Linked DNA regions of Homo sapiens: region 2 is linked to region 1. A link is an interaction called in ENCODE POLR2A ChIA-PET data of the cell type or tissue named here. Cell type or tissue: MCF 10A. All regions are shown on one strand. Links, peaks and the distances in the headings refer to the core of each region. The heading gives the core; the rest is flanking DNA. Region 1 overlaps PALLD (palladin, cytoskeletal associated protein). Region 2 overlaps PALLD (palladin, cytoskeletal associated protein).

Evidence for each region. ChIA-PET counts read pairs that join two places held together with the same protein. Peaks named below come from ENCODE experiments on the same cell type or tissue, not always from the same donor. Only the 100,000 strongest peaks of a DNase experiment are listed, where the experiment ranks them.
Region 2: POLR2A ChIA-PET joins it to region 1 with 5 read pairs; 4 of 35 experiments call an interaction of 5 or more read pairs at or near these places.

The regions. Positions count from the first base shown.
Region 1 is chr4:168,712,932-168,724,403 of GRCh38, forward strand. All of the region lies in intron 10 of PALLD (palladin, cytoskeletal associated protein), which reads left to right. Among named protein-coding and RNA genes, the nearest start is that of PALLD-AS1, 70 kb to the left of the region's middle. In MCF 10A, for the core only: no CTCF peak of the experiment used is centred there; a DNase peak (open chromatin) is centred at 5,130.
Region 2 is chr4:168,598,358-168,609,829 of GRCh38, forward strand. The region is part of intron 2 of PALLD (palladin, cytoskeletal associated protein); the gene reads left to right. All of the region lies in intron 1 of LOC124900807 (a long non-coding RNA gene), which reads right to left. It also overlaps the pseudogene BTF3L4P4. Among named protein-coding and RNA genes, the nearest start is that of PALLD-AS1, 44 kb to the right of the region's middle. In MCF 10A, for the core only: no CTCF peak of the experiment used is centred there; DNase peaks (open chromatin) are centred at 6,394 and 7,234.

The DNA of each region.
Region 1 (11,472 bases), core at 4,190-6,689:
AATTAGAATAACACCTTACCTTTGTACATCACTTTATTGTTTACTGAGTGATTTCATGAACAACATTAGACTAATCAAATAACAAAAGCAGTCAAAAGAATACCTTAAGTTAAGAAATGGGCTAACAATTATATAAAACCAGACTTCTGGACAATCTTGGGTTGCAGTTTCAAAAATCGATATATTGCTACCCTCTACTTAATTTTGCATTGTGTTCTGGCTCTCTTTTAAGACAGTAGGGCTACTCACTAAGCTTGTACACAATAGTGTGAAAGGTGCTGGTGAACATTTAATACCTATGCGCCATCTCCATTCAGAGGCTGAACAGGTATAATGAGCTAAAAAATGGTGTCCTTAAAAGAGATTTATGCTCTTGTAGCAGCAACCCATAAAATTAATTGCCACTGCTGACTTCTTTCATCTTTGCATTTTGAATATGTATTTGCAGTGCTTTTAATGAAACAAGGGACCTGCTCTCCAGGGAGAGAAAGGGCAAATGTGTTGAATGACTAGGACTTGACTGTGGTCTTGATTAAGTAAAGTCTATCTACTCTAATGGGTATCATAAATTGGATGTAAATCACAGGAGAGCAAATACGAGGAGCTGTTAAGAGGCATCTACAGCCCGTCTTATCTCAGGAGTTTCAACAGCTCTGCAGCTTTTAGCTCTGCTTTGCAGCCAGGTTAATGTATATGGCAAGGGGGTAATATCTACAGAATGTAGACAAAACAACTTCGCGTTCATTAAGAGGATGACAGCTTAAGCACAAGTTTAAAGAACATCAGGATTTGCTTGTGAGTGAGATAAAATATGAATATATATAAATATATAAATATAAATATAAGATAAAATATAAAATAAGATGCAGAAAAAATGGACTTAAATGTATGAGGCCCAAATAAATAGGTTACTCTCCCTTCATGAGGAAATTTAAGGGAAAAAGCAGAACACCTAACCACAAAACCCAACAGCTTAGAAACAACATTTACTTGTACTAGGTTTTCCCATTGTTTTTTTTTTTTTTTTTTTTTTTTTTCAAATCTTCGTATGTTTAAACATATTCTTAGGGAATCACTTGATTTTTGTTTTTTCGTGTTGCATATTTACCTGCCATTTAACTAGGTAGAAAATAATATGTGATGATACTTTTTAAATATATATTTTTAAATTTTCTTATGATTTAGAATATGTTATTGGATTTTGTTTTATTACAAAATCAGTGGATGCTTGATGTGACAATTCAAACAACACAGAGGCTATTAAAGTTTATACTCTCTGCTTCCCTTCTTCCAACCCAGCCCTCTGAAAGTTGTGGTATGGTGTATTATCAGAGCCTTTTCTAAAAAAGGTTTTTGCAGTGTTTTCAAAGTTTTCTTTCAGTGTTTGTTCAGTTTTCAAAGTGCTCTTTGCTTCCCCATTTCCACCCCTCTCAAAGGTGTGATATTCTGTATTATCACAACCTTTTCTAAAAAATGGTTTGTTCAGTGTTCTCAAAGTTGTATTATTGATAGAGAAATACTATTGAATGACATCTACAAATAATGTAGAACAGCATCTGAGTTATTGATAATGAATGACTATAGGTAACTGCCAAGTGAAATTCTTACACATTCATTTTTTTCTTTTCATACATTGTGGGAAAATATGAGATTTTATTTGCCTCGTGTGGTCAGCAATGAAAAACTATGGTTTGCTCAAATCTTCTTTTCATCGGTTTATGATTTGATTTTCTTTCACAAAAGGAAAGGCTTATATTTGGTGGCGTTATGGCAGTTTGTGCATCTCCATCATTTGTAAACAAACTAATAGGAAACAATTCGGAGGGCGCAAGTAATAGGAACTAAAATATTTACTCTCACAATGAATTAATCTGAAAATGGTGTCTGATGTGTCAGATGTCTGGGGGAAAGAAGATCATTTTCAAAAAAAAAAAGAAAACTGCATTTTTTTTCTCTCTTGAATAGCTCCAATACTGATTGCGGGAAAAGAAAAAAAAAATTCAAGAATGAAACAAAAACCTGGAAGGGCCATGAGCTCTTTTCTCTAACTAGGCCCAGCCCCCACCCTGTACTGTCCAACAGAAGTCGTCACCTATAGACTCACAGCCATCCCAGACCTCCAGCCGAGTCTGTGGTACCGCTCATAAAGTAGGGGTTCCTGGTCCAGTCTATGATACCTCTCATAAAGTAGGGGTTCCTGGCTCAGTCTGTGGTACCTCTCATAAAGTGAGGGTTCCTGGCCCAGTCTGTGGTACCTCTCATAAAGTGGGGGTTCCTGGCTTAGTATCGTGGACGCATCCACTTCAGCTCCTACATCTCCCTTTGTTTCTAACACTCTCCCTCAAGTGTAAGCAGAAGATAGTTAAATGTAGGCCATTTGGTGAGTCCCAGATGACCTGCACACAGGATTTGTGCAACGCCTTACCACCCGCTGTGGGACTGCGAAGTGTGCTTAAACGCTGCACAAGAAAAAATTAATAGCATTATTTCTGCAACTCAGTGGCTGACACTCACAATCTTCAATCACATCATGAAAGAAGCAACACAATGCTTAAGTCATAATCTTAACAGGAGGAAAAAGGAGGGAATGAGCGTAAACCTAACTTATACACTATTCTTTTCCTTGGTTCCTTGCTGCCCTCTCATTACAAATGATATTTGAAGATCAAAATAAAGGTAGGGCTCACTGTGAAAAATCTCTGCTTCTCTTTATTCCTACCAAAAAAACGGTCCTTCAGCCAGGGCGCGGTGGCTCACCCCTGTAATCCCAGTACTTTGGAAGGCCAAGGTGGGCGGATCACGAGGTCAGGAGATCGAGACCATCCTGGCTAACACAGTGAAACCCCATCTCTTCTAAAGATACAAAAAATTAGCCGGGCGTGGTGGCAGGTGCCTGTAGTCCCAGCTACTCGGGAGGCTGAGGCAGGAGAATGGCGTGAACCCGGAGGGCGGAGCCTGCAGTGAGCCGAGATAGCGCCACTGCCCTCCACCCTGGGTGACAGAGCGACACTCCATCTCAAAAAAAAAAAAGTCAAAACCATAGACATGCATGGAATCCCCCTAGGAATAAGCTCTGAAGGGAAACCTGTGAATGGCAAAATGTGGTAGGCGATTTGCCAAGCATATAGAAAGGCATGGTCATGTTTTTCCACTGAGCTCACCTCCTACGGCAGATCCAACAATATATAAATAACAATATGCTGTTTTCAAATCCCCTTTGTTACTTCCTTTTTTATCTTCTTCCTTTGTCTTGTGGGAGAAAGGTAGGACTCTAAGCCTGTAGACGAGCAAAATGAGAACTCCAAAGGGAGGTTACTGAAGGGTGATGCGATGGGCAAGTTCTTACCCTGGGACAGATCAGCAGATAAAATGATGCTTATTTGTTACTCTAGTGCCAAAAATATGTGCATTACCGTGAAAGTCTGTGTCCTTTTGCCTGGGAAAATAATAATGAAATGATTGTTAAGTGTTTACATGCTAAATCAACAGCTCCCCTTGCTCCTACTCTTACTACTTGCTCTTACCCCAGTCTCTAAAGAAGAAACAGTATTATGATTTTCTATCTTAAAAGAGTAAAACGATTTCAGGCTGAATCAACCTTTTCAAAATTACTGCATTTTACAACCTTTGCTTTTCTCTTCCTTTCTCTCACTCCCACCCTTTGATACCCTATTGTTCTGCAAATCCTGTCTCCAGAGAAAGACATAGCCTATAAAATCATTCATATTGAGCTGTTAGGGATTGTTAGCATCACCTCAGTCCAGTTCTAGGCTAACAAAGTAAAGTACATCTTAATAAGCAATAATAAGCACTGCACAAAATCAGGAAAATATCATTTCATGAGATGATGTGTTTGAGAGATAGAAGAGAAGGAAATAGCAGCCTTTATCATTCTCTTTATTAGTGAGGTTTTCCATATTTGGAAATTCCTGATGGGTTTCCTCCACACTCCTAGACACAAATTGAAGTACAAGTTGTTCCCTTGCCTGGAATGTTCCACTCCCCAGAATGTTCTGCCTCTTATGGCTGGCTCTTACTTGTCTTTCAAATCTCAGCTTAATGTCACCACTTCCCTGACCACCCAGTCTAAAGCAGCCACCCAGCCATGTTCCAATAACTCATCCTCATTAATTATCGCATACCACATAATTATTTCCGACAGTTACTTGCTTTTTGTTTTTTTTAATTGCTCCCTGCCTCCAATATTATAATGTAGCTTCCTGAGAATGGGAACCCTGACTGTCTTATTTCATTGCTCTTTCACTAGGACCCTAGAACAGGGCCTGACAAATAGTAGATGCTCAACGATGTTTTTTGAATGAATGAAGCAAAAGCAGAACAAAAAAGAGGAAAAGAAAGATCTCCCACCTTTAGAGCAACCCCCATTTGATCTGCCTAACGTTCTTTTTTTGTTTTTTTGTTTTTTTTTGAGATGAAGTTTTGCTTTGTCACCTAGGCTGGAGAGCAATGGAGCAATGATGTGATCTTGGCTCACTGCAACCTCCACATCCTGGGTGCAAGTCATTCTCCTGCCTCAGCCTCCCGAGTAGCTGGGATTACAGGCACGTGCCACCACCCCTGGCTAATTTTTGTACTTTTAGTAGAGACCGGGTTTCACCATATTGGCCAGGCTGGTCTCGAACTCCTGACCTCAGGTGATGCACCCACCTCGGCCTCCCAAAGTGCTGGGATATCAGGTGTGAGCCACCATGCCTGGCTGATCTGCCTTTCACCTAGATATACCATAGGACTTCTATTTTCAAACCCCATCAACTCCAGAGTTTTCCCACATTACAGTACTTTTCCAACTGACATCATTTATCTTGTAAACCAAATGAGTATGAAGAATTAAATAAGAATCTCATGGGATAGAATTACATTAGAAAAGTTTGTCCAAGTTACTTAATTTGGGAACACTTTCAACTCCTTCCTCATTTCTTCTGTGTTCTCATTTGATTAGCATCTTAATTTAAAACATTATGAAAAATGAGACATTCGGAAGGACTAGGAGGACATTTTCACTCTCTAGTACATACTTGCAATGTCAGTTGGCCACAGTGCAATCACACTGCTATTTCAAGGTGTGTGTACTTGACATGTTAACACCCCATCAGATGCCAGACTTGTGGTGAAGGGCCAAGAGCTTCTGTGCTACTCCCTTCCTGTCCTGTTTATGTTGGACTGCAGCTTCAACTCCAACGTGTGGCTTTGGCAATAGAACTTACAAAGTTGAACATTATCCCGTCCTTCAACCTCTACTAGTTAGGGTTCAAGATCTCACTATATTACTGTTTGACATTAGTATACAAATGGTTTCTTAGGTTCTGTTCTTGTATAAACCTTACCTGGTTGATTGAAAAGCAAAGCAAAATAAAAACAAAAAGGACAAAGACAAGGTAAGCAAAAACAAGTTGGGACAAAATAACTAACAAAGGGTCAAGGAAATGTAATCATTGAATGTACATAAAAGTATTTTAAAATCTAGCACACTTTTTTTTCTTAACCAATATTTCTAATTTTTTACATGTCTGCAACCTGTAGACTTAAATCATCCGTAATTTCCATGGAATTTCATGTATGTTCAGTTAGCTAGCCATTACTTTCATTTCTTTTCAACTTAAATTTGTTTTTTCTAGGTAATACAATCACACAGTTAAAAGTATAAAGAAATATATGCACTGAAAAGTCTGCCTCTCGGACTCAGTAACCAGTTGTCACTGTCTTGTGTATCCTGCCAGAGATTGTTTACATGCCTATCAAGCAAATATATACGTATATATAAAATGTGTATTTTTTCTTTTATTTTTAGACAAGTGCCTACCCACCACATATACTGTTCTGCACCATGCCTTTTCTATTTAGCAGTAGATTTTAGAGATGTTTCATGTGAGTAATTAAAAAGTCTTATTTTTAAGTGATTGTATATATTTATTGTAGAAATGATTGATAATTCCTTTCTCTATTGTTGCCAATCTAATTTTTTTTTTTTTTTTTGAGACGGAGTCTCGCTCTGTTGCCCAGGCTGGAGTGCAGTGGCATGACCTCAGTTCTCTGCAACCTCCGCCTCCTGGGTTCAAGTAATTCTCCTGCCTCAGCCTCCTGAGTAGCTGGAATTATGGACGTGTACCACAACACCTGGCTAATTTTTGTATTTTTAGTAGAGACGGGGTTTCACCATGTTGGTCAGGCTGGTCTCAAACTCCCGACCTCGTGACCCACCCGTCTTGTCCTCCCAAAGTGCTGGGATTACAGGCGTGAGCCACTGCTCCCAGCCACCAGTCTAAGTTTCAATGACCTAAGTAATTATCAAAAGTAATCTTCTTTTTTTTTTTTTTTTTTTTTTTGAGAAAAATTCTCGCTCTGTCACCCAGGCTGGAGTGCAATGACACAATCTCGGCTCACTGCAACCTCCGCCTCCTGGGTTCAAGTGATTCTCCTGCCTCAGCCTCCCAAGTAGCTGGAATTACAGGCACCCGCCACCTTGCCTGGCTAATTTTTTTGTACTTTTAGTAGAGACGAGGTTTCACCATGTTGGCCAGGCTGGTCTTGAACTCCTCACCTCAGGTGATCTGCCCGCCTTGGCCTCCTCAAGTGCTAGGATTACAGGTGTGAGCCACCATGCCCAGCCAAAAGTATTATTTAAAAAAGTTTTTCTTACTTGTATTTTAGGTTCGGGGATACATGTGTACGTTAGTTATATATTTGCCTGTCACAGGGGTTTGGTGTACAGATAATTTTGTCACCTGGGCAATAAGCATAGTACCCAATAGATAATTTTTCTGATCCTCTCCCTCCTCCCGCTCTCCACCCTCAAGCAGGCCTTGGTGTCTGCTGTTCCCCTCCTAGTTTCCATGTGTTCTTGTTGTTAAGCTGTCACTTCTGAGTAAGAATATGTGGTATTTGTTTTTCTGTTCCTGTGTTAGTTTGCTTAGGATCATGGCCTCCAACTTTGTCCATGTTGCTGGGAAAGACATGATCTTGTTCCTTTATATGGCTGCATAGTATTCCATTGTGTATATGTACCACATTTTCTTTATCCAGTCTACCATTGATGGGCATTAGGTTGATTCCATGTCTGTGCTGTTCTGAATAGTAGAACACCATTCATCCCCTCACTGTTAGTTGAACATCTGCAAAATGCTGGGTAATGTGGGGTGCTGAAAACACAAAGATGAAAGAGACAAGAGCAGTACCTTTGAATAATCTATAACCTGGTTATCTCTACGATGATTTTGGCAAGAACGTGCAGATGCATACACATATACACAAAATGCTGCACATCTTTCAGCATCATACAAATTTTGTAGAAGAATGGCCAATCCCTAAATTAGATTCAGTGCAACCCAAATGCCTTCTCTTCCCACTTTAATGTTTGAAAGATACATCATTCAGTTTTTGATTCTGAAGATTTAATATGCACCAGCTTTTGTTTCTGGTTAAGTGATTTTCATTATCCTCGAAGGCTAGTCAAATAACAAAGCAATTTAGTAATGGCAAAAGCATAAAGTGTGGACCAGAGGGGTCTTCAAAATATTAGGGAAGATAGAGCAGAAAACCATTTTTTTCAGTTTGTTGTTATAAAATTATACACACACTCTGAGTCACCAAACACATTGGAGGTTGATAAGGAACATAGGAGTAGTCACGGGTCCTAATTCTGCAGTACGTGGCTATGCGGGTATGAACTCTTCATAAATACAATGTGATGATGACTTTGCATTTGCATTTCTCTTCCTCCTTTCTCTCACTCCCAGTCTTAGATACCCGATTGTTCCATAAATCTTGTCTTAAGAGAAAGGCATATCCTATAAACTCATTCATGTGAAGGTATTTGCATTAGCAGTGTTGGTCTTGGATCACTTTGCAAACAACCCTTCCCTGAAAATGAGAAGTCCAATCAAGGAGCTTCCTGAAGTATAAAACTTTTTTAACTAAGTAATAACATTTAGGTGCATTCATCCTCATGATTTTTTAATGTAAATACTGGCTCTGACACAGTGCCACATTCTTAGATATTAGGCTAATTGTGCTTTGCTGTGCCAGTCTCTTGGTGAATGTAATGTTTAATTACATTTCCAGAAGAAAGCTGAGTTCTATTTTTATGATTAGGAGTTTTATTTGATGTCTGAAATATAATTGGAAATACTTGCAGATACCCTATCTGTGTTTGAAGTGGCACTCAATCATCCATAAGAAATACCATATGTCCATTTCAAATATTAGGTGTTTTACATGAAGGAATACATGATGATAACAATATTTCTTCAACATATCTTCATTTTACCTAAGTGCGTAGGAGAGCTCTTTTAGTAATTACAAAGTAAGGTGAAAATAGTCATCCCTACTGGGTAGAGACCTTTTATTTTAAAAGGGGGAGTGGCTAAGCTCAGAGATAAGATGGAGCCACATATGAACAATATGCTCATAGATAAAGCTATGAATTTGATGGAAAATATGAACAATATAGTGTTAAGTGAAAATAGACAAAATGATATATGTAACTTAATGTCAATTTTATGAAAAAATAAAAAATAATACACTTTAACCAACTAAAATGTATATTATATATTAGAAGAAAATACACCAAAGTGTAACCAGTGGTTCTTTGAGTGCTGGAAATTTGGGCAGATTATATCTTCTCATTAACTATTCCTGATTTTCCAACTTTTTGACATAATGCTTTTATAATTACAAAGTATTATTTTAAAATAAATAGGTACTTTTGATCCTTTCTCTTCCATCCTCCTTCCTCCATTAAACTTCAGTTCATTTGACTGTTCATCATGGATGCTTCTTGTTAAATAATAGTTGCTTGCTAAGTAAGCTTAATTTTGAGCACATTCAGAAGTGGAATGCTCTGGCACTGAATGTTCTCACCTCCCGTGTGGGATCTCCTTCTAGAAACCAATGACCTTCAGGATTCCATCTGGATTTTTAGAACTCTTCCTAGGAATCCTTCCCCAGAAAATGTCCTATATTCCAAAATAACTTTACTCCTCCACAAACACTGTTTTCCAACAACACCTGCCCCCACCAAACAAAACTCTTATCCCTTTAATTGTACATCTCAGGTGTTTAAATGAATATGATATGAATAAGCTATTTATGTATATATGTATGTATGTATTTTCAAGCCAGGGTCTCACTCTGCCACCCAGGCTGGAGTGCAGTGGTCTGTCACAGCTCATTGCAACCTTGACCTCCCTGGGCTCAGGTGATCCTCCTGCCTCAGCCTCCCAAGTAGCTGGGACTACAAGTGCACAACACCACACCCAGCTATTTTTTTTATTTTTTGTAGAGATGGAGTTTTGCCATTGTTGCCCAGCCAGGTCTCAAGCAATCTGCCTGCCTTGGCCTCTCAAAGTGTTGAGATTATGAGACGTGAGCCACCACACCTGGCCAATTTTAAAGTTAAAAGTAAACCAAATACTTTAAAGACCAACATTTACAGTATAATCCATACAAGGCCTTCCACAGAAAGTAGGATGAAAACTTTACCCTCAGAGACAATGGTGAAGGAGAAAAGATGCAATGAAGGCAAGACTAAGATTCCAATTCAAATAACAATAATGTCAGGAAAGTATGCGATGAAGGCATCTGCTGAAAGAGGAAAGACAGTTGTGGTAACTGTGGGTAATATTACAAAGCACGAAAAGGGTGGAGAACTAAGAGAGAGAAAGAATACCAAAAAAGGAATGTGTATATTTCCTGGCAATCAAGAGAACCCATTTGAATTTCAAGAGTGTAAACCCACATTCAATTCAGTGAGCATGGTTTCATGACTTTATTTCAGCAATAATGAGCACTGTGAAGGTAGAAACAGGACATATGTCTTTGGCAGTACTGGCACAGTGGGATGTTATGGTATTTAATTAGATGATCCTTGAGAAACATTACTGAGATTATCAGCCAAGCCGTGTGTAGGTTCAGAAAAGGAAACAGATTCAACAAGATTAAGGCTTGAGGGGAAAAGAGAAAGGAATCAAGAAAATGGAAGTTATACCAAGAATGAAAATGGGGAGTGTCAGATGAGAAAATATGGAGAGGGAGCAGTGGTTGTGATCAAAGAGAGGATTCTGAAAGTTTAAAAAACTTAAACTCTTTCCAAGTGATAAAAGAATGTAAGATGCATCTGTTCGAGTGGATAGTTTAAGTGGAAGTTAAGGTCGCAGGAGCAGAGGAAGTGGTCAGGGAACCATGAAGCCAGGATGTTAGAAGGAACATTAACATGGATGGTGGCCAACAGTGATGGCAGAAAACCAAATGCTAAATAGTAAAGTCACTGAGAAAAGTGAGGAAATGACCAAGGTTGTTGGTGACAAGCAGGGAAGACAGAATGACTGTAGGTGGAGTGCACCAACTTCAAAAGAGGAACAGATATTTCGTAGTGATGGCAAAACTCTTCTGAGAGTTGCCTTGGGAAACAAGGACCCTGCAGAACCCTCCTTGCTCAGAAGGATACTGAGGAGGCTGGAGACATCATCAGGGACAGCCAGACTTCAGTTAAGACAAAGCATTTCTAAGGAAAAGGTTTGAGGAAGCAGAGTTTGGTTAGAAACAGCCAAGGAATCCCATAGGCAATAGAAGAGATCTAGAAAAGGGATTCAAGGGAGAATTGGAGAAGGAAGATGAGGAGGAAGAAAGCTATAGTGCAGAGTTTTGCACTACGAACCTCTGGATGCTAGAGCAGATACAGAAATTCTGTGTCAGCATTCCTACTGTGTTGTGCTAGAGCACACTACTCTGTACCATCTGATGCTGAGAAGCAAAAGCATCGTCCTGAGGATCACTTGCTGCTATTTCATGAAGAGTGACTAAGATTACTTGCAGTTGGAAGGAAATAGAGCCATTTCCAATATAATTACTACTTACTTTTTAGCCTCCTATTTATTTTAGTTACGTGGTAGCACCATGATCCATTTTGTGGTTACTAACCTCTAAGTACGACTTTGAGTTGGGCTTTTTTTTTTTTTTTTTTTTCTGGTGGAGTCTCACTCTGTTGCCAGGCTGGAGTGCAGTGGTGTGATGTCAGCTCACTGCAACCTCTGCCTGCGAGGTTCAAGCAATTCTCCTGCCTCAGCCTCCCGAATAGCTGGGATTACAGGCACGTGCCACCGTGCCCAGCTAATTTTTTTGTATTTCTAGTAGAGACAGGGTTTCACCACGTTGACCAGGATGGTCTTGATCTCTTGACCTCGTGTTGAATTGGGTTTTTATTGAACAAGCCCAATTCCTCATTTGTGTATTTTAAAATGATTGTTCTCAACTAATGACTCTCTAATTCATATTTGCTTAATTTCATTTTATGTTTACAACTTTTACTACTAGAGAATTTATTTTTGTCTACTACAGGCTGAAATACATTAGGTTGACAATTTTTTTACCATTGATTTATTTTTTCTGCAAATGTGTGAGTTTTTCATTCATACTAATACATCACCTAATAGTGAGAACATTAGTTACAGGGAGGTT
Region 2 (11,472 bases), core at 5,088-7,587, 110 kb before region 1:
TGTTTGGCTAACTTCCTGAGACTTGTTAAGCTGTCAGCACCAAGCTGACTTAATATTCCAGGAAACATTTCTGTGATTGGTTTGGCTTCTGCATGACTGGTAACTGCAAAGGTGTTAGCAGAGAGAGAAGAACTAGAGAGAGGAGCAGAGAGAGGTAATTGCAAAGATGTTAACAGAGAGGGGGCAGACAGAGGTTAGACTTTGGGATCGTTGAAATGAAAAACTGTCCCATCTTCAATCATGTTCACCTCTTTAATACCAGCTATATTATTCACAGCCAGTTTAGTTACGGAACTCTGAAGCTTTCTGTCATCTGCTGTAACTCTCTAGGTTCCACCTTTGTTTTGCAAGCTGTACCCTTGCCTCCTATCTGGACCTGAGCCTGAAGTTTGGCTAACTTTCTTGATTCACACTGTTGGTAAATCCAAAGCAGGGAGGGTCCTCCAACACCAGCATACAGCAACAGCAAAATCACAATTCACTTCTGTATATCAAAATAATTCCATAGATCCCACCACACATTTTTATTGCCTTGGTTTCATATTTCACTGACTTTTAATCTGAATTTTATTTCTTTAATAAATAATTTTAAAGATGACCAAAAACATATTCTTCCTATATGTCAACATCAAGGGTCTGTAATTCCTTATTATATTGAAACTTTCTAAAAGGTCTTTATAAAATTCTGTTAAAATAACATATCCCAACTCAACTTCTCCAAGCCTGATCCCCAAAATAGCGAATAGCCACTCCAACTCCATGTGGCAAGTAAGGGGTGTAACAGTGAAGAATTCAGAGTTAAGAGATGGTAGTCATAACCAATTGTGGTTGAAATGTCTTACTTTTGCTAATTTTACAAAAACATTAGAAATGTCTACATATTTTAAGGGCTCATGCAGGGCCTTGGAAGAAGACCATACAAGTAAGATTTGAGGTTCACAATAAATTGGCTTACTATAAATATTCCTCAGTACACCCTTAAGGTGAAAGTCAAAATTCTAATCATCTATTTGAAGGACAAGTTGGCAGCATGTACCAAAATTTAGAATTAAACATCCTTGGATCCAACACTTCCACTTCTACTAATTCACTGTTACAGATAGACTGTCACAGACAAACAAAACATTTTGTACAAAAATATTCAATGAAGCATTGTTTGTAACAGATGAAAAAATGGAAATGCCGTAAGTGGGAGAATAGTGCAAGTAATAATGGATATCAACAATATAATATGCTATGTAGTTATTAAAAAGAGCAAGTTAGCCAGGCATGGTGACACACACCTGTAGTCCTAGCTACTGGAGGCTGAGGCAGGAGGATCATTTGAGGCCATGAGTTCAAGGTTGTAGTACACTGTGACTGCATCAGTGAATAGCCATTGCACTCCTGACTGGGCAACATAGCCAGAACCTGTGTCTATAGAAATTTTTAAAATAAAATAAAAAGAATAAGTTAAATCTTTCTATGTATGTAACCATGAAATTTATCCAAGTTGTATTTCAATTTGAAAAAGTAGTTTAAAACAGTGCATGTGTGTGTATATCACACACACACACATATATATACACATGCACTGTTTTAGACTTTTTCAAATATGTGTGTATTGTATACACACACATATATACATACATGTGTATACACACACGTATATACATACATGTGTGTACACACACATACATACATGTGTATACACACATATATACATACATGTGTATACACACACATATATACATGCATGTGTATGCACACATATATATACATACATGTGTATACACACATATATACATATACACTATATAAACTGTGTTTGTGTGTGTATACATATATAAACGGTGTGCGTGTGTGTGTATTAATAGTTTGGCCACAATTTAGTTTACATATTATATTTATACAGATTTTTCAACAGTTACATGTTCTACCATTCCTAGTGGCTATTTTTGGGGATTAGACTAAAAGGACAGAGGACTTCTACTTATAAAAATTTGTCTATTTTTACTCTATTCCTCTCCCCCTTTTAAGCAAAATGTTTTACTTTCATAATAAAAAATTATAGCTGCTGCTCAAATCAATTTCTATGACTTCTCATGCTTAAATTACTTTCCCTCTTTAAACTCATCTTTTTAAAGCAATAAATAAATGAAAATATTTGAGAACCCCTGCTTGCAAATCATATATACCATTTTTAGCTTTTAGGTGAGGTCTTGTTTTTTATTCCTCTATTTTAATCACAATCTGTGACCAGAACTTTAGGAAAAACATGAACCCAGAATTTCTCAGGATTTCTTAAATAATGCCTTAACATAATTAAATATAATGATGATTGAGTAATCAGAACCATTTTAGTATATTTTGTTCAAAAATCAGAATAGTTTTATATTGGGGGGCAGCATCATGATTAAAGAGAGGATGCAAAGAAAGTCTAGACTGCAAGCAGTTACCAACAGGGCACAAGAGACTAAAAGACTTCTAGTCATCTCAGGAGAGAATGATGGGAGTACTCTAGAATACTTGCAAGAGTGTCTTCCTTAAAAAGAAAAAGGTAACTCCTAAAGACGGCTGTGATATCTATGGTGCAATGTCAACTTTGCCTGGGGAGAGAGGGGAACGTCCAGGCTTGCCAGTGAGCTGTCTTTAGCATAATATTCTAAATGATGCAAGGATATTAAGAAATCAATGATTTATTGCTATTTCCTTGTGTCTCAGTGTTTTTTCTTCTGCAAGTTTGGATTTGCCTTAGGCTCTTCTTTAAAAAAAAAAATCTTAGCTAGTTGTAACATAGGTCCAAAATTCCTAGCTTTTTAAGAAATTTGTTAATTCAGTAAAAAAATCTATCTATAGGCACATTAGATTGCACATAGAGGGAAAGAGGCATCTCTCACATCCCGGGAGACTGAATGCCTTGTTTTAGAGAACAGCTTGTGCACAAATGGCCCCCAGGTGAATAAGACTCATTATGGTCATTTTGGTCACCTTTGGTCCAGAAGACCTCAAGGCATTAGCTCAATTTGTATGTCATCAGAAAGCAATGATTCATAAACTTCAATGCGTAGAATGCCATGAATAGCCTGTTAGAGAGAACCACCCTCCACCACTACCACCGTCACCACCAGCCACACACAATCCTGATTCAGGACCACATTGACAAACCTGCCTTAGGACTTTGGGCTTACTCTAGAGAAAATTCACATGCACAAAGCCAAATCAAACTCCATTCCTCTCTCTGAATAGATCCAACCCTCCGCTTCCTGATCTGTATTAAAAAAAAGAATAAAAATAAGTTGTCTGATAATCTAACATGCCCAGGTTAGCTTAAATAACAGAAGTTGAATGCAAGGACACAGGAGATATCAAAGAAAGCAAAATCTCAGCAATTGCACAGCTTGATTTGGAGAAATGGGAATTCATTCCTTGCTGGAAAAGAATATTTCAGGGGCTCCAGGGGCCAAGGGTAGCTCTTCGAGATCCAAAAGCACGAGTTTATTAATGAGCTCATGACCCCTCATCTCTACTTTTCTATCCCTTCAGTATTTCCTCCTACCTCTTATCTACCTTCCCTCTATTTGGTGTTTCATGGCATAACTTCTGCCTTCTAAGGGCCAACTTCCAGAGCCTCTCTACTTTCTAACCACTCAATCTAACCAAGACAGGAGGGGATAATGGGGCCGGGCAACCACCATCCAGCATAGAGCACTCTTGTGACTCCGGTGAGTCTGCAGATATTAATGTTTGAGTCAGACAGTTGGTCTGGCCAGTCAGGGCAAGAGTGCAGGGTCACAAGGTCCAAAGCATGGCAACTAAGCGTCAAAAACCCTTCAGGGTGAGATTTGGAAATGGACAGATATCTGTCAAAAGAGAGTTATGTACTCGCCAGGCAGGCACTTTGGAGACCACTTATTCACCCAGCCATTCCACCATTTGTTGAATGCCTACTAAGGGTTAAACACTAGAAACAAACACTGATTGAGACATAGACTCTGAATTCCAGGACTTCGAGTACAGGGATATGGTTAACAGGTAAATCAACAAATATCACCCAGTGTGACAACTGCCAAAAGAGAAATGTGTTCAGATCTAGGGAACCCAGAGAAGCAGGGAATACAAAAGACTCCATACGTGAACTCTGAGCAAAGTTCCATTAATTAGATGAAGCCATGCAGAAATATTGCCAGGTATGAAGGCACAGTGGGATTTGCCCGTGTTCAGCAGGCTGAACTCTAGCTCTGTTGCTCAGCGTATGATAAGTTTGGCTTTGCTCTACTCATTTCCAGACTCCATTTTAGCCATTTCAGATGTTATAAGGAAAACTAAAATATAAATTACCTTAAAAGTAAGGGACTGTTAGTATCCACAGAACTGCAGAAAAACATGGTTCCTGGAGGGCGGCTTTGGAAAGAAACATACCAACTTGAATATATACAGAGAGAAAAAGACAAGGTCTCACTCTGTCACTCAGGCTGGAGTGCAGTGGCATGATCATGGCTCACTGCAGCCTCGACCTCCCAGGCTCAAGCAATCCTCCCACCTCAGCCTCCTGAGTAGGTGGGACTGCAGCAGGCACCACCATGCCCAGCTAATTAAAAAAAAAAAAATTGCAGAGAAAAGGTCTTGCTTTGTTGCCCAGTATGGTCTTAAACCCCTGAGCTCAAGCGAGCCTCCCACCTTGGCCTCCCAAAGTGCTGGGATTATAATGTGAGCCATCATACCTGGCCCTGAATGTATTAAAACTATGCAGTGATACCCCAGTCATGGATTAACCACTCTAAATATAAATTGTTTCTATCAAATACATATTTATCTCTAATTTAAGGACTGGCAATGGAGAATTTTTTAAAGATCCTAAGCAACCCATTGCCATCAAAACTTCCAGTGTTTATCAACATTTTAATAGACCACTTAAATATTCTTGATCTAAGTTATAATTAAAAGTATCTCAGGATTTATTTTTCTGAGAAAACATACAGCAGTTTTTTGTTCATCTAAAAATCTTTATATTGTAAACTTTATATCATAAAGTACTTTAAGACTGTTGATATGCTCCTTAGTAGACTTGCAGAAGAGTAATCAAATGTTATACAGATGAAAATGTGTCCAGTTAATTATGAATGTATAATTTTATCAATGACATTTTATTACCATTTAATAACTTCAGGAAAGACCTATTTTTCAAAATTCAGAAAAGTACAGCTTGTTCTATGTTAGGCACAGCTGCTTAAATGTGTTCATTATGTTTTGTTGGGGATGTTTCTTGTTATTTTCATAGTAGCCCTCAGGCTACAATGCATTTTTGCAAGGTGGTAGGGATAGGTGTCATTCTCTTCGTTAAAAATGAGGCAAGTAAGGTTCAAAAAAATTAAGCGTTGTGCCCAATGTTACACAGCTGGTAAAATTTGAACTCGTGTATTCTTTCCATATTTCCCAAAAGGTTCACAGGATGCAAAAAGGTTCCATAGTAAAAGTGGTTTGGAAAATTTTGGATGAAACAAAAATTAAACAGTTCTTTTTAAAAAATTGCAGACATCTCAGTGAATGGATATACACAAATGTGCTTCATCAATCTCCAAGTAGAAAGATAGTCTGCAGCATTTCCCAAACATACTTGAGTATAAATCCCTTTTATATCCAGAAATATCTCATGGTATTAATCGTGAAACATAATCTGGAAAAAACTATTCTACATTATTAGGCTTCTTCTCGTGTAGTAATTGAAAATAACTCTGAAAACTCTCCCTTAGGAAAGTAATTCATGAGAGCTGCAGTGAGAAACAAGAAGGGAAAGAAAATAAACAGGCCTGACAAATTCTGTAGAAGCTGAGAGGTTAGACAGTAACATCAGTAGTGTTATACAAACCAAGAAGGACAAAAAGACACTTGAAATTCATTACAAGCCAAATTTTCCTCTGGATCAAGGACAGCTATAGGGGCCAAGAGTAAACCAGATATCCATTATCTTTATGTTTCTCAGTTCTGCTTTAAGAAAGAAATGTACCTAACCAAAGGAAATGTCTCAATTTATCTATGAAACACACAACACCCAGAAAAATCTCATAAAATCTCATACATGGAACACGTAACATGGCCAGTTTAACAATCGGCCAAACAATCTGCAAAAATGATATAACAGTGCCTGAATTTGAACATCTCTAGACATAACAAATAGAGCATAGTTACATTACCAGACTAACAACGCTTGATTAAGGCATACAGAGAATTTGGAAGACACAAAGAGCATATGTCTATAAAGCTTAAGTTTGTTATGTTGCAATATGAATATTAATAGTGCATGGGATTTAATAGCAAGAAAGTTACATAAAGTGCATGTCTCTGAGAATTCCTGCTGTCAGTGACTGGAAAGGATCCCACTGGGGAAATGCTCGCTACCTAACAATGCCACTGGTGGTGACTCATCCAAAATTCCGACACAGACCTAATGAGCTTCTGAGAGAATGCCTGGCAGACTCAGTCCTATTCAGTGTGTTAAATAGAGGGTAAGAAACAAAGTTCTCAACTGATAGAGTTTTCTGTAAAGCTCTATTGTTTCTGCGAGTTAAGATATACTATTACATTGGTCAAAGGATATTTGATCTTCCAGCTACCACTTTGGTTAACTGGAGAAAGGAAAAACGCCACAAAGCAAGTTTGCTTTTTTGTTTTGTGTTTGTCGAAGTCTTTGTACTCTGATACCTTCTTTGGAATATCAAATATAAACTGCCCCTCTGGTGCAGAGTGTGATCAAGGGGGTAATTAACTGAGCTCCAAATGTGATGTTTCTGGTGGTCACTTCAAGTCATTCTAACCAATTAATCAATCTCCTGGTGCTCTGACTTGGATCCTATGTTTTCAGCCCCTGGAGCAGTGGTTCTCAAGCCTGGCTGCCCATTAAATTCATTTGGGGGATTAAAAAAAAAAATACCGATGCCTAGACCCCACCCTGGACCAACTAGATAGAATCTCTAGGGATAGAACTTCTGTATTTGTGAAAAGTTTTCTAGGTGATTCTAAATAAAGTCAAAAGCCTCCAAAAACTGCTGTTATGTTCATGTCCAGCTACTGAGTATCTAGTCTCCAATGAGTGATCCAAAAATCTCAAAGAATTAAGCATGAAAAAAATGCCCCCACCAATGACTGCCATACAGCTGGCTGTTTGGGACCAGCACATAAGACATTAGAAGACAGGCCCATGTTGAAGCAAGGAAATGTGAGGACTGTGATCAATGTTGGTCAGCAGGATCCAGGGAATGACTCACAGACTGGGCAGGGGAGCCTGGACTGAACGTGGGCTCTGCAGAGCTGTCTGGACACACTGGGCTTGGTGCATCTGCGGACCAGCGGCTAGCATGTTTGTTCTACCCAGTCTCTGTAGCTGCTACCACCCATGCTATCACCTCTACCAGTAGTCCCCAAAAATAAATAGACATAAAATGGTTTTCTTCTCACAAAAATTTGTAAGTAGTGTAAAAGATATTATATATTGAAGGAATTCTTGCCACCAGAAGAATTCACTGCTTGTATTTTGGTTTGCAGACTTGGGCTACGCCAATGTCAATATAGATTTTTATCCTTTTTTTTAAGAGTTTGCCCAATTTTTTTTTAGGGCAAATTTCTAGAAATCTCTTTTTTTCATTAAAGGGCATCTATATTTTAAATTTCTACAATCATTGCTAAAGTACCTTCTGTAAGGCTTGTATTAACTTATATTCCTATAAGTAGTCCTCTTTCTCTGTGTCCTTGCCTGTAAAGTGAATTAGAAGTTGTTTTAATCTTTACTAGTATGGGAGGCAAAAACAGAAACTTATGGTTGTTTTAGTTTGTGTCTCTTTGATTATCAGGGAAGTTGAGCATCCTTACGTGTGATTTTTGGACACTTTATTGTTGTTGTTGTTGTTACTTTCCTCTTTGTGCCTGTAATTTATTTTAGTGCCAGTGGTGGCTGCTGCTTTCAGACCCTCGCCACCCAGGACAACAGCTCAGCTATGCCCTACTTGCCCCGCGTCAGCTGGAGTTGAAGCAGTGCCCTTCACTTAAGATTAAGCTTCCTGGCCAGGCGTGGTGGCTCAGGCCTGTAATCCCAGCACTTTGGGAGGCCGAGGAGGGTGGATCACGAGGTCAGGAGATCGAGACCATCCTGGCTAACACGGTGAAACCCCGTCTCTACTAAAAATACAAAAAATTAGCTGGGCATGGTAACGGTCACCTGTAATCCCAGCTACTCGGGAGGCTGAGGCAGGAGAATGGCTTGAACCTGGGAGGCGGAGCTTGCAGTGAGCCCACTGCACTCCAGCCTGGGGGACAGAGCGAGACTCCGTCTCAAAAAAAAAAAAAAAAAAAAAGATCAAGCTTTCTCAGAGTCAGTTTCCTCATATAAACTACATGTTCTCGAAAAAGACAAGAGCTTGGTGGCTGAACACCCCAGCAGTCTAGTGTCCCCTTTGAATCCCTACTGCCATCATCTTCAGAGCCTGGGGTGGGAACACCCATGAATACACTGAGGGCCAGCAAAACCCACATGGCCCCTAGGCCTTCCTGAGATCAGAGGAGCCATCTTGAGGCACAAGCTGAGATTTTCTCTTGCTCATAACATTGAGTTCCAAAATTTAAGATGTAAACAAGATGCAAGATAGGCCGGCCATTTTTCTTTAAGATGAGGGAGAAAGGTAAAATCATATTTTGTATGTGTTTCACTAACCTATGCTAAGAACCTAAGATACAAAAGGCACGGGGGCTGGGAGATGGGGATGGGAGTTGACAGGGGAACATTATATATAGGTGCTTGCAAGGAAGTTGAGAAAAGGTATGATATGAATGGTACAAAGGAGGGAGTGAAAGGAAGAAGAGACAGTGCAGATGATAAGTCATATCTGCGGAAATAAATTTAGAATGATAATGAAAGCAGATTCCCTCCCTCATATTCTTTGGAGCATCTGCCTGTCTCCCCTTTCATTCCCACCACACTTAATGTAGTTTATTAAAAAACAAACAATGACAGAGGGAACTGGGAAGTACAAAACACACAGTGACCGGAGGTGTAACTGATTGATTACTGTTCTGACTCATGTAATTTTGTCGACTCATGTAATTTTGGCACTCGGTGTGAGCTTTTTTTCTGTAAGAATTGAATAATCAACTACAGCGGACCCTTGTATTCCAGGCTTTGATAGTTATATATCCATAATACTTATAACAGATAATATTTATTGAGAGCCAGACACTGTTCTGAGTGCTTTACCTGTGTTATTGGCACTTTTGATTATTTCAACAAACTTGATCTCCATTTAACAATTGAGGAAAGAGAAAGTTGAAGTAATTTGTTGGAGACCACAGAACTAAGGTAATTTGATAGCCAAGTAGTTGAGGCTGTCATGCTGTTATTCTGTTCCTCTATAATGCTAATTATTTGTGAGTGTTTTCTGGAAAAAAAAAAATTGGCTGCAAGGAAAAGAAAATCCACCTGAGCTAGCATAAGCAAAAATAAAAGAGTATTATTAGGGTAAGAGAAATGAAAGACAGGGTTCAGAAACCAGGCCTCAGAAACAAATGGTAACAAGGCACTCTACACTGTTGGGATTCTGCCCTCTGCCTCCCTGTCTTTGCTGCCAATCTTACTCTGTTCCTGCAGTCCAAGGGGCTGGAAATATGGCTACCAGCTGCTCACAAGTTTGCATTTTATAGGTCCCACCACTTAAAGAGCTGGCTCTTGTTCAGTAGGTCCCGTTTTTACAATTCCAAAGAAGAGACCTTGGTTGGTCCACCTGTTTAGTTAAACAATCGCTGTGGCTGTAGAGCAGGGTCGCATTGGGAGCAGCGCTGGCAACCTATAAATATGTGGTGCAGAAAGAGAGATGCTTGAGCAGATAAATAGGAGCCCATTCCTGTGAGTAACTCCATGCTTTATAACTAAAGTGGTCTGCCGTTTCTCAGAGGCATGAATCTGAAGCCTGCTCATAGCAAGCCCTGCCAATGAGCTCATCCAATGAGCCCCCCATTTGCATCTCAAGACGGTTTTAGTCTCCTTTTAAATGATAAAATTTTCAGGACATATTATAGTGTTGGTCTTCATGAGACTGAGACTTCATGACCTACATCAGTATGACATCACTTCCCAAAGAAACATGAATCCATATCCAAAATTCTTGCAATACATAATGTAAGCGTTCATTGAAGTTTCTTGAAGCGGCTAGAAGAGGAATTACTACATCATGTAACATGTATCAAGACCTCTTTAGAAAGCCTCATTAGATATTTCTCTTCTTCCTCCCCACAAACTGTCTTTTCTCTTAATCCATCTCTGATATCCAGGGCTGTTTGTTGTTATTGCTGCTGCTGTTGTTGTTGCTGCTGCTATTTTGGTTTTTCATTTGTTTGGATTTTTCTATACCCTAACTTCTATGAATCACTCTGGCATTTTTTAGTATCTGTCATTTTTTTTCTACTACCACTCAGATCAGTGAAACAGGCATAGGATAATAGAAGATGAGGAAGGCGGAAAGCTATAACTATTTTTTTTTTTTTTTTGCCTTACCAAGTTTTGTCTCACTGGAATCATTGCAGTTTTCCACAAAGAAGGGGACATCCCCCTGAGGCACCCAGAGTTTCTTCCAGTTCATGTTTCAACACACACACACCCCGCTTCCTTCCTGTATCCTGCTGAGCTGAGTAGAATTATCTCCAAGGCCTTAAGAGCATTACCTCTCCATAAAATTGGGTGATCTGGAGTTGTCCTGAATTTCAGCAGCAGGACTCAAACTTCCTTTATTCAGACGCTGTGGCTCGGGTCAAGATACATATTAGCCAGAATTATGTTTACCTGTGAATAATTGGCAGCCCAATTTGCAGTGGCTTACATTAATAGGGGTCTATTTTTTACTATAACAAGAAGTCTGGCCTTAGAGAGTTGCTGATGTTGGTTTAGCAGTTCCACTTGTCAAGCACTGATCCCAGGAGACAGGAATGGAGGACGAGGAGATAAGAAAGCAGGAGTGAAAGCTGTTACCAAAAAAAAAAAAAAAAAAAAAAAAGTTCTCCAGGTGGATGACTAGGCCTGTTCCTGTTGTGATCCCTCCAGGACATCTGTACATTGTCCTTCAGAAATGTCCAACCAACAGATGAAAGAAAGGTGCATTGATCCCTCAGTCCCTGACCCCACATTGGGCAAGGGCTGCCCTGTGGGATGTCACCAGCACTTCCAGCTGTGCATGCTTGTTTGCTGAGTAGGGTTCTGGATGCCTTCATGCGGGGGTATCAGAGTGGCCTAGGGGCAGAGCACAAGAGGTGCTGAGGGCAGCTTAGTGGATGTGGGCTGTCAAGATGTCCTTGCAGGGAGTTGCGATGGCTGGAGTAAAAGGTGGGCTCCTGTGTGGATACGATGTGGGACCCAAGACGCATCTCATACAGCTCAGAACCTTCTGAATCTGAGGTTTCTATGTGCTTCCTTAATTCTGGGAAGTTCTCTGTTACTGTTCCTTCAAAAATGTCATC